Linked DNA regions of Homo sapiens: region 1 is linked to region 2. Evidence: read pairs that join two places in POLR2A ChIA-PET (ENCODE). Cell type or tissue: OCI-LY7. All regions are shown on one strand. Links, peaks and the distances in the headings refer to the core of each region. The heading gives the core; the rest is flanking DNA.

Region 1 (5,379 bases), core at 66-5,065, 250 kb after region 2:
GACCAACATGGTGAAACCCTGTCTCTACTAAAAATACAAAATTAGCTGGGCATGGTTGCGCACGCCTGTAATCCCAACTATTTGGGAGGCTGAGGCAGGAGAATTGTTTGAACCCGGGAGGTGGAGGTTGCAGTGAGCTGAGATAGTGCCATCGCACTCCAGCCTGGGCAACAAGGGTGAAACTCTGTCCCTACCTCCCCCTCTCCAAAAAAAAGAAAGAAAACAGATTTTAAAAAGCTAATAATTTGTCCCTCAGCTCTTGATGTCCTCTCTTCTACCCTTACCCATTTTAAATCCGATGTTCAGTCACTGATCACTCCCTCACATTCACTCACTTCCTTCGCCACGTCTAGCTTTGTCTCGCTTGGCAAAACCAAATCCCCAGTTTACTCAGTTCTGTTTTCATACTTGTACCCATGTGGCTGAACAAAGCAGATTGGTTTCACCTAAAATTTATTACTAGGTCATCACTACTTCCTCCTGAGACCTCCACTGTATCCCCAATCCTCCATCCCAATAGATGACCTTCCTTCCCACTTTAGTAAAATACAAGCAATCAGCAGGGGACAGCCTCCCACAACCATATCTAAGCCACCTATTACCTCTTGAGACCATATACTCTCTCTCCCTGCCTATCCATGTCCTGTCCTAATTGGGTCCCTCACCTGTGCACAGTATCCAATTTCCCATTCGCCTGCCATTCTCCCTTTCTCATGTAATGTCAGATTTCTTCTTGAATCTTATTAGCGAAAACCTGCTATAATTCTTCCCAACGTAAGCCTCTTCACTCCACTTTTCCTCCCATTAGCAGCAACACTCCTTGAAAGAGTTTTCTATACTTACTGTCTCCAATTCCTCTCTTCCCGTTCTTTACTGAACGGATTCCAGTCAGCATTTTGCACCCACCATTTCACTGAAACTGCTCTTATATCAAGGTTACCAATAACTTGTATGCTGCTAAATTCAATAGTCAAGTTCTCAGTCCTCATCTTAGTAGCATTTGACATACTTGGTCATGCTCTCCTTAATTCACTTTCTTCCCTTGGCTTGTAGAACCCCAAACCCTTGGATTTTTTTTCTATTTATGTATTTACTTTAGGGATGGGGAGGTCTCTCCATGCAGACCAGACTGGTCTTGAACTCCTGGACTCAAGCGATCCTCCCATCTCAGCCTCCCAAAGTGCTGGGATTACAGGTGTGAGCCATAGCGCCCAGCCCCAAACCCCTGATGTTCTTCTCTTGAACCCTTTCTTGGTCTTCTTTGCTGTTTTTCACACCTTTCAGGGGTGTCTCAGGCCTAAGTATGTTGTGACTTATCTCCTTTATCTGCACTCATTCCACTAGTATTCACACATACTTTCATACTTTCATGCTGTCAACTCCGAACTTTATTTTATTTATTTTTTGAGACGGAGTCTCGCTCTGTCGTCAGGGTGGAGTACAGTAGTGTGATCTTGGCTCACTGCAACCTCTGTCTCCCAGGTTCAAGCGATTCTCCTGACTCAGCCTCCTGAGTAGCTAGGACCACAGGCACATGCCACCAAGCCCAGCTAATTTTGGTATTTTTAGTAGAAACGGGGTTTCACCATGTTGGCCAGAATGGTCTCGATCTCTTGACCTCGTGATCCACCTGCCTCGGCCTCCTAAAGTGCTGGGATTACAGGTGTGAGCCACCGCTCCTGGCCCCAATTTTATTTTTACTTATTTATTTTTGAGACAGAGCCTTGCTTTGTCGCTGAGGCTAGAATCAGTGGCATGATCACAGCTCACTGCAACCTCTGCTTCCCAGGCTCAAGCAATCCTCCCCGACTCCAGCCTGAGTGACAGAGCAAGACCCTGTGTCAAAAAGAAAAGAAAAAAAAAAAGGAAAAAGAGAAAAAACAGGACTTCAAAATATAATGGTGAAAATCTTAGTCAACCTTGGCACAGTGGATTCTTGTTTTTAAAAAATCAGTCTCAGAGCTAGGCATCATGCCTGTAATTCACCTGGGAGGCTGAGACAGGAAGATCACTTGAACCCAGAGTTCGAGACCAGCTTGGGCAACATAGCAAGACCTGCAGCTTAAAAAAAATAAAATTAGGCTGGGCGTGGTGGCTCACGCCTGTAATCCCAGCACTTTGGGAGGCCGAGGCAGGCGGATCACGAGGTCAGGAGATCAAGACCATCCTGGCTAACACGGTGAAACCCTGTCTCTACTAAAAATACAAAAAAATTAGCTGGGTGTGGTGGCGGGTGCCTGTAGTCCCAGCTACTCAGGAGGCTGAGGCAGGAGAATGGCGTGAACCTGGAAGGTGCAGCTTGCAGTGAGCCGCGATCACGCCACTGCACTCCAGCCTGGGTGACAGAGCGAGACTCCATCTCAATAATAATAATAATAATTTAAAAAATAAAAAATAAAAAAATTTTACAAGAAAAAATATATATATAGAGAGAGAGAGACATACAGTCTCAGCCCACTACCACCACCATTATCACAGCACCTGGACTGTGAGGAGATTAGAGGCAGCTGATGACTGTCCCAGAAGGAGCCGAAAGTGCTGAAGGACAGACATCCTGAGGAAATGGGGCTGGCAGAGTGGACCTGGCAAATGGTTTGGATAATGAGCGCCTAGGCTACCATCACTTTCTTACAGAGGAAGTGATTCATGCACTGTTTTGTCCTGCAGGTAAGTAAAAACAGAAAACCAGTTTGCTTACTCTCTTAGTAAAGGAAATGCTCTGCTTTTATAGAATAAGATTAGGGCCTCATAGCCCACTGTGGCATTTTCACAAAAATTGCTATTTTTAGATGATCACTTAAATATGTCATTATCATACACCAAACAAAAATAATTACGGTGCAAAAAATTAACTTAAAAAATTGTTTCCACATAGAATCATGTTATGTTTAAAAGTGGGAAAAATGTATGTCATCTGAAAGATCATCTTGTGGTTTTTTTTACTATCTGCTGAATTTGTGTGTATGTCTATGTATGTGCTTGAAGACTGGAGAACAGGAAGGCACAGAATGAATACAGGGTAAATGAACCAAAGGATCCAGGCCCACAGTTATAAAAAAAATAGGAGGAAGAACTCTCAATAAAAAAGAATTATTTGCCACTTTGAGAGGACAAGGTGGGAGAATCACTTGAGGCCAGGAGTTAGAGACCAGACTGGGCAAGATAGTGAGGACCCTCCTATCTTTAAAAAAAGTAGTAATAATTAGGTGGGCATGGTGGCATGAGCCTGTAGTCCCAGCTACTGAGAAGGCTGAGGCAGGAGGATCGCTTGAGCCCAGGGGTTTGAGGTCGCAGTGAGCTATGATTGCACCATTGTATTCCAGCCTGGGTGACAGAGTGAAACCCTGTCTCAAAAAAAAAAAAAAGAAAGAAAGAAAGAAAGAAAGAAATGAAAAATTATTTGCTAAAAAAAGTCATGATGCTTTCGTGAGTATACCTTTTTGCAGAGTTTTGACTTTTGAACCATCTCAGTGTTTTATAAACAGACACACACACACACACACACCCCTAATGGTGAACACTCCCCTCCCCCATGGAGTACAAATATAAACAAGTGAACATATCCATATATCAAATGGTACCAAATGAAAAACATAACCACACTGAAGAGAAAAAAGAACTAACTCAAACTTTTGCATACAGTATGTGGACTCAGAGTGCAAACAAATATTGAACTCTAGATCCCTGGCTTGTTTTTCCCAGTGGTAGAGCTTAGTAGTTCTAACATGTGTTTATTTGTTTTGCTGAGTTCTAGAACTCAGTGAATGTGATAGTTCATATTGAGTGTCAACTTGATTGGATTGAAGGATGCAAAGTATTGTTCCTGGGTGTGTCCGTGAGGGTGCTGCGAAAGGAGAGTAACATTTGAGTCGGTGGACTGGGAGAGGCAGACCCACCCTCAATCTGGGTGGGCACTGCCTAATCAGCTGCCAGCGCAGCTAGAATAAACCAGGCAGAAGATGGAAGAGCAGACTTGCTGAGTCTTCTGGCCTTTGTCTTTCTCCCGTGCTAGATGCGTCCTGCCCTTGAACAACAGACTCCAAGTTTTTCAGCTTTTGGACTCTTGGACTACACCATTGGTTTGCCAGGGGTTCTCAGGCCTTTGGCCACAGACTGAAGGCTGCGCTGTCGGCTCCCCTACTTCTGAGGTTTTGGGACTCAGACTGGCTTCCTTACCCCTCAGCTTGCAGACGGCCTATTGTGGGACCTCACCTTGTGATCGTGTGCATCAATACTCCTTAATAAACTCCCCTTCATATATACATCTATCCTATTAGCTCTGTCCCTCTAGAGAACCCTGACTAATCCAGTAAATAAATATGCTGAGGATAATGGGAGCCAAGTTTCCTACTGTCAGAGAAAGCAGATATAGATGTGGAAGGGGGGACATAATAAATCCTATGTTATTGGAATGGAAAATAGGTATTAATGGTTTAGCTAAGTATAAATATAGATATAGTACATATAATACCTATGTGGGGGGTTATATAAATGTACATATACACATATTTTCTAGCTGTCTGCTGTGAGGGTCTAGAAGTAATACCCCAATTTTGTTTTTGTATTTTGTTTTCTAAACACCATTTTCCACTAAAAAGAACCAGCATTCCTTGAAGAAATGGTTGATTCAAGGGCTTGGGCAGGAAAAATTCACAATAAGCCTGGAATATTATATTGTACCAGAAAGTAAGAAAGGGCCCAAAGAATGATGGGGACATGTCAGAAGAACTAGGAGGCAGCTTGAAGGGTCTCCCACTGGCAAAATCTGGGACAGTTAAACATAAAAATTAACAAAAAAAATTTAAAATGATGGCAATGGATTATAAAATCCATTGAATAAAGGAGGAACACAGGAATCCAAACATATGAAAGAATGAATAAATAAATGATAAGAAAAAGTGCTTATAGTAGGATGTCAACAAGTAAGTGTAGAAGAAATGATAAAATGAAAACATTAGCAATTGACAAAACAAAGGAATCATTCAGAATCCTCAGTGGACATTGATGGGTAAAAAATTCTTGACCAGGATAACTACATAATCTCAAAATATGTCTCCATAAAATTGCTTTTTTGTTTTGTTTTGAGATGGAGTCTTGCTCTGTCCCCAGGCTGGAGTGCAGTGGCAGGATCTCAGCTCACTGCCACCTCCACCTCCGGAGTTCAAGCAATTCTTGTGCCTCAGCCTCCCAAGTAGTTGGGACTACAGGCGTGAGCCACCACGTCCAGCTAATTTTTGTGTTTTTAGTAGGGACATGGTTTCACCATCTTGGCCAGATTGTTCTGGAACTCCTGGCCTCAAGTGATCCGCCCACCTCAGCCTCCCAAAGTGCTGGGATTACATGCTGAGCCACCGCGCCTGGCCCATAAAATTCTTATTA
Region 2 (5,379 bases), core at 308-5,307:
TCTCCTGCCTCAGCCTCCCGAGTAGCTGGGACTACAGGCGCCCGCCACCACGCCCGGCTAATTTTTTGTACTTTTAGTAGAGACGGAGTTTCACCATGTTGGCCAGGCATTTTTTTTTTTTTTTTTTTTTTTTTTTTTAAAGAGACGGGATTGCTTGGCACGGGGGCTCACGCCTGTAATCCCAGCACTTTGGGAGACCGAGGGGGAGGATCGCTTGAGCCCAGGAGTTTGAGACCGGCCTGGGAACATTTCAAAACCCCGTCTCTGCAAAAAATGACCCCTTGTGGACTGAAGTGGGAGGATCGCTTGCGCTCAGGAGGTGGAGGCTGTAGTGAGCCATGATCGTTTCACTGTATTCCAGCCTGGGCAACAGAGTGAGACCCTGTCTCAAAAAGAGAGGGAGAGGGAGAGAGAGAGAGAGAGGGGAGGGGAGTCAGAGAGAGATGGGGTCTCACTGTGTTGCCCAGGATAAGGCTAGAGTGCTGTGCCTATTCATAGGTACAATCGTAGCTCACTATAGCTTCGAACTCATGGGCTCAAAGCTATCCTTCTGCCTCAGTCTCTTAAGTAGATGGGACTACAGGCACACACCATTTTTTTTTTTTTTAATTCAAAGAAAACCCAGAGCAGTTTTTTTTAAAATGGAGAACCTAGCACTACCTTTTCTAGGTGTGTTACATTGTCTCGATATTGTAAACCGGCTGAAACTCAAAATTCTTGTTGCTATTTTCAGGGTCGAAAAGTAATTATCTTAATAGGTACAGCCATTCCCCTTACCATGATAAAATCTGTAATATCTGTAGGAGAATGATCTAGTGTTTTGAGAAGTAGTCTCAAACTACTGGATGACCACACCCTGTTCAATTTGGGAAGGGTAAAAAATATTTTAGAAAGTGCTTTCTTCTTTGACTCAAATCTGCCTCCCTATTAGTTCAATAGTATCATTAGATAAGTCTGTTCTTCCCCCTCATCAAAAAGTAAACCAGATTTAAGTTACTGAAAAGTGCCAGTTCATTCTATAGCACCTAGGAAAATATTTATATATGAAAACCACAAAATTTAAACGCATTACAAAGTAGGCATTACTCAATTGAAATGTCACTTTCCCTCTTAAAGAAGAAGGAACAAAAACTGAAAACTCAAGAACTTGGCAGAAAATTCCATTTAGCATTGTTATGTCATGTTCTGTGGTTATAAACCCTGCTGTTTTTAGAGTTCTGTGCTTTTTGGCAAAAATAATAAAGTGTACCAACTGCATCCTTTGTGTATTCCTGAATGTGAAGCTCCCCATTTAAGTGAAACAGAAAGGTGAAGCAATTAAGACATAGGCTTTGGGGTTATATAGCACTCACGTTCTAGTCCCTCTTCCATAGCTAGCTGTGTGAATTGGACTGTCTCTTAATTTCTACGTTTCTTCATCTGGACAACAGAGATAACAATCCTTATAATCGGTGCACTCCTATAGTCTCAGCTACTTGGGAGGCTGAGGCAGGAGAATCACTACAAGCCATGAGTTTGAGGATGAAGTATGCTGTGTTTGCACCTGTGAATAGCTACTGCACTCCAGCCTGAGCAACGCAGCAAAACTCCATCTTTTTTTTTTTTTTGAGACTGAGTCTTACCCTGTCGCCAGGCTGGAGTGCAGTGGTGCAATCTTGGCTCACTGCAACCTCCGCCATCTGGGCTGAAGTGATTCTCCTGCCTCAGCCTCCCTAGTAGCTGGGACTACAGGCACACACCACCATGCCCAGCTAATTTTTGTATTTTTAGTAGAGACGGGGTTTCACCTTGTTGGCTAGGATGGTCTCAATATCATGACCTCGTGATCCGCCCGCCTCGGCCTCCCAAAGTGCTGGGATTACAGGTGTGAGCCATCGTGCCCGGCCCAATGCTCCCTTTTATGGAACCTTAGTTCCAGGCCTCAGGTTCAGCTTTTTCCTATTGTGAAAACCCAAGGCCAAAACTTCCGTCCCCTGAAAGGCTCTTAGTCCCCTAGGCTTTCGGGTTCCTGGCAATGACTTTGCCTCTTGGGCAGCATGGTCTTACAAGTTAGTTACTTGTGTTTAAGTTTTGGGTTCTTTTTTTTTTTTGCTTGCCTTTGGGCACCTCCTTTATTTTGTTATGAGCTCAGCCATGCATTTGTTGTATCTGAGTATTTGAATATCTGTTGTAATTTATTCAGCATCTCGGTGCTTTGTGGTGAGGGACTTTTCACATTATTTACTTGGTAAACTTTCTATGTAAGTACAGTTTTTTTTTTTCTGGTACTCACCATGGCTGGAATGCTCACATTTTCAACATATACCCCAGTATCCTGAGAACTTCTAGAGTACTAATTTCATCTCTGGGGAAGAGGGATAGAAATTTTGGTGAAAGCAATACAAAAAAGTACTATTGATTGAATTCTGGCACTGAACCAGGACTATGTGTATGTTACCTCTAGTTCTTATAACAACCCTGAAAAAATAGGTGGTATTATTACAATTTTAGGGAAGGAAAAAAAGTTTCAGAAAGTCCTATTGCAGTACCCTGCACCTAGTAAATTTCAGAGGCAGGATTCAGACTTATGTCACTGGCTTCAGTGCTTGCATGCCTGTTAACACCTGTTCTTAAGGTTTTCCAGGGCTTTGAGTGGCCCAACGTAAAGCAATAACCATAGGTCATTTGCATTCATATGTTAGAGCTAATGTTATTTGTAACATTAAAAAATCTATATTATATTTTTAAATAAAAGTATCTTTAGTATTATTAGAATCATACAATGTTCTAAACAAGTAAAGATTTACACTAAAATGATGGATGGTGTGCATGTGCATGAATATCATTAATGCTTCTTAGAAGCTCCTTAAAGATGGGCTCTGAAATTGGAACCAGGAAAAGTTTCTTATAAGAATTTCCTTCCAAGAACAGCTTATTTATTTTTATTTTTTATTTTTATTTTTTGAGACGGAGTCTGGCTCTGTTGCCCAGGCTGGAGAGCAGTGGCGCAATCTCGGCTCACTTCAAGCTCCACCTCCCGGGTTCACGCCATTCTCCTGCCTCAGCCTCCAGAGTAGCTGGGACTACAATCGCCTGCCACCACACCCGGCTAATTTTTTGTATTTTTAGTAGAGACGGGGTTTCACCGTGTTAGCCAGGATGGTCTCGATCTCCTGACCTTGTGATCCACCCGCCTCAGCCTCCCGAAGTGCTGGGATTACAGGCGTGAGCCACCGTGCCTGGCTCCAAGAACAGTTTAAAGAGCAGTCAGTGGTTTTTTTTTTTTTTTTTTTAGAAGGAGTTTCACTCTTGTCCAGGCTGGAGTGCAATGGAGTGAACTCGGCTCACCACAACCTCCGCCTCCCGGGTTCAAGCAATTCTCTTGCCTCAGCCTCCCGAGTAGCTGGGATTACAGGCAAGCGTCAACATGCCTGGCTAATTTTGTATTTTTAGTAGAGATGGGGTTTCTCCAAGTTGGTCAGGCTGGTCTCGAACTCCCGACCTCAGGTGATCCACCCGCCTCGGCCTCCCAAAGTGCTGGGATTACAGGCGTGAGCCACTGCGCCCAGCCTAGTCAGTGGTCTTTTAATGAATAGCCATGTAAACTTGTGGACCTAAGAGCATTGAGAGACTCTTACTCCACAGTCACCTGCTTGCTTGCATTCCTTTTCTCTGCTGAAGGAAATCTAGGTTCATGGTTTTAACTGGTAACAGAGAAGAGGAACTGGAATTTGTTGAGGGAACGGGAACTTGATTGGGGGTCTGCCTGAGGTCACCTGCTGTTGGAGTCAGTCCTTTTACAGGGAGATAACATACATATAGTTCTGGTTCAGAACCAGAATTCAATCAATAGTACTTACTTGTATTGCTCTTACTCAAATCTCTTTTTTTTTTCAAATACGCATTTGCTGGAAAATTGATTGAAAAAGGATTAGAACATGATGCATTTATTTTTTATTTTATTTTATTTTTTGAGATGGAGTTTTGCTCTTGTTGCCCAGGCTGGAGTGTAATGGCGCGATCTTGACTCACTGCAACCTCCGCCTCCTGGGTTCAAGTGATTCTCCTGCCTTATCCTCCCGAGTAGCTGGGATTACTGGCATGTGCCACCACGCCTGGCTAATTTTGTATTTTTAGTAAAGACAGGTTATCTCCTTGTTGGTAGGCTGGTCTCGAACTCCCGACCTCAGGTGATCCGCCCGCCTCAGCCTCCCAAAGTGTTGGGATTACAGGCGTGAGCCACTGTGCCCAGCCTACATGATGCATTTAAATATATGGATGTGGGGCTGGGCGCAGTGGCTCATGTGTGTAATTCCAGCACTTTGGGAGGCAGAAGCAGGCGGATCACTTGAGGTCAGGAGTTTGAGACCAGCCTGGCCAACATGGTGAAACCCTGTCTCTACTAAAAATACAAAAATTAGCCAGGCGTGGTGGTGGGCGCCTGTAATCCCAGCTACTTGGAAGGCTGAGGCAGGAAAATCGCTTGAACCGAGGGAGCAGAGTTTGCAGTGAGCTGAGATTGTGTCACTGCACTCCAGCCTGGGTGACAGAGCTAGACTCCATCTCAAAAAAATTTAAAAAAAAAGAAAAAATTTATGCATGTGAAATGTGGTGAGAGATTCAGTAGGTTTGGACAGGAGCTTATGGATCTGCATTTTTAAAAAGTATATTAGATAATTCTGATGATCTGCTTGGCTTCCAAATGCCATTCTACCAGCTGTTTCAGAATTACTTGGGATTGCTAATTAAAAATCTCTAGCCACACCCTTGACATAGTGACTCAGAATCTGAGGGGTAGGGTTAGAGAAGCTGTTTTTTTTTGTTTGTTTGCTTTTTGTTTTTTTGAGACAGAGTCTTGCTCTGTCACCCAGGCTGGAGTGCAGTGGTGTGATCTCAGCTCACTGCAACCTCCGCCTCCCAGGTTCAAGCAATTCTCTGCCTCAGCCTCCCAAGTAGCTGGTATTATAGGCACCTGCCACCATGCCCAGCTAATTTTTGTATTTTTAGTAGAGATGGGGTTTCACCATCTTGGCCAGGCTGGTCTTGAACTCCTGACCTCGTGATCCACCCGCCTCCGCCTCCCAAAGTGCTGGGATTACAGGCATGAGCCACCACGCCCGGCCAAGAAGCTGTATTTTTTTTTTTTTTTTTTTTTGAGACAGAGTCTCACTCTTGTTCCCCAGGCTGGAGTGCAATGGCACGATCTCGGCTCACTGCAACCTCCCCCTCCCGGGTTCAAATGATTCTCCTGCCTCAGCCTTCCGAGTAGCTGGGATTACAGGCACCTACCACTATGCCCAGCTAATTTTTGTACTTTTAGTAGAGACGGGGTTTCACCATGTTGGCTGGGCTGGTCTTGAACTCCTGACCTCAGGTGATCCACCTGCCTTAGCCTCCCAA

The links. Peaks named below come from ENCODE experiments on the same cell type or tissue, not always from the same donor. Only the 100,000 strongest peaks of a DNase experiment are listed, where the experiment ranks them.
Region 1: POLR2A ChIA-PET joins it to region 2 with 10 read pairs; 7 of 35 experiments call an interaction of 5 or more read pairs at or near these places.

The regions. Positions count from the first base shown.
Region 1 is chr12:32,648,098-32,653,476 of GRCh38, forward strand. LOC124902914 (a long non-coding RNA gene) reads left to right here and starts at 2,401. Exons shown (of 2, transcript XR_007063270.1): 1 at 2,401-2,667; 2 at 4,013-4,262. In OCI-LY7, for the core only: no CTCF peak of the experiment used is centred there; no DNase peak of the experiment used is centred there.
Region 2 is chr12:32,402,009-32,407,387 of GRCh38, forward strand. The region is part of intron 1 of FGD4 (FYVE, RhoGEF and PH domain containing 4); the gene reads left to right. Among named protein-coding and RNA genes, the nearest start is that of FGD4, 5.1 kb to the left of the region's middle. RefSeq lists enhancers at 1-857, 3,769-4,754. In OCI-LY7, for the core only: a CTCF peak has its summit at 499; no DNase peak of the experiment used is centred there.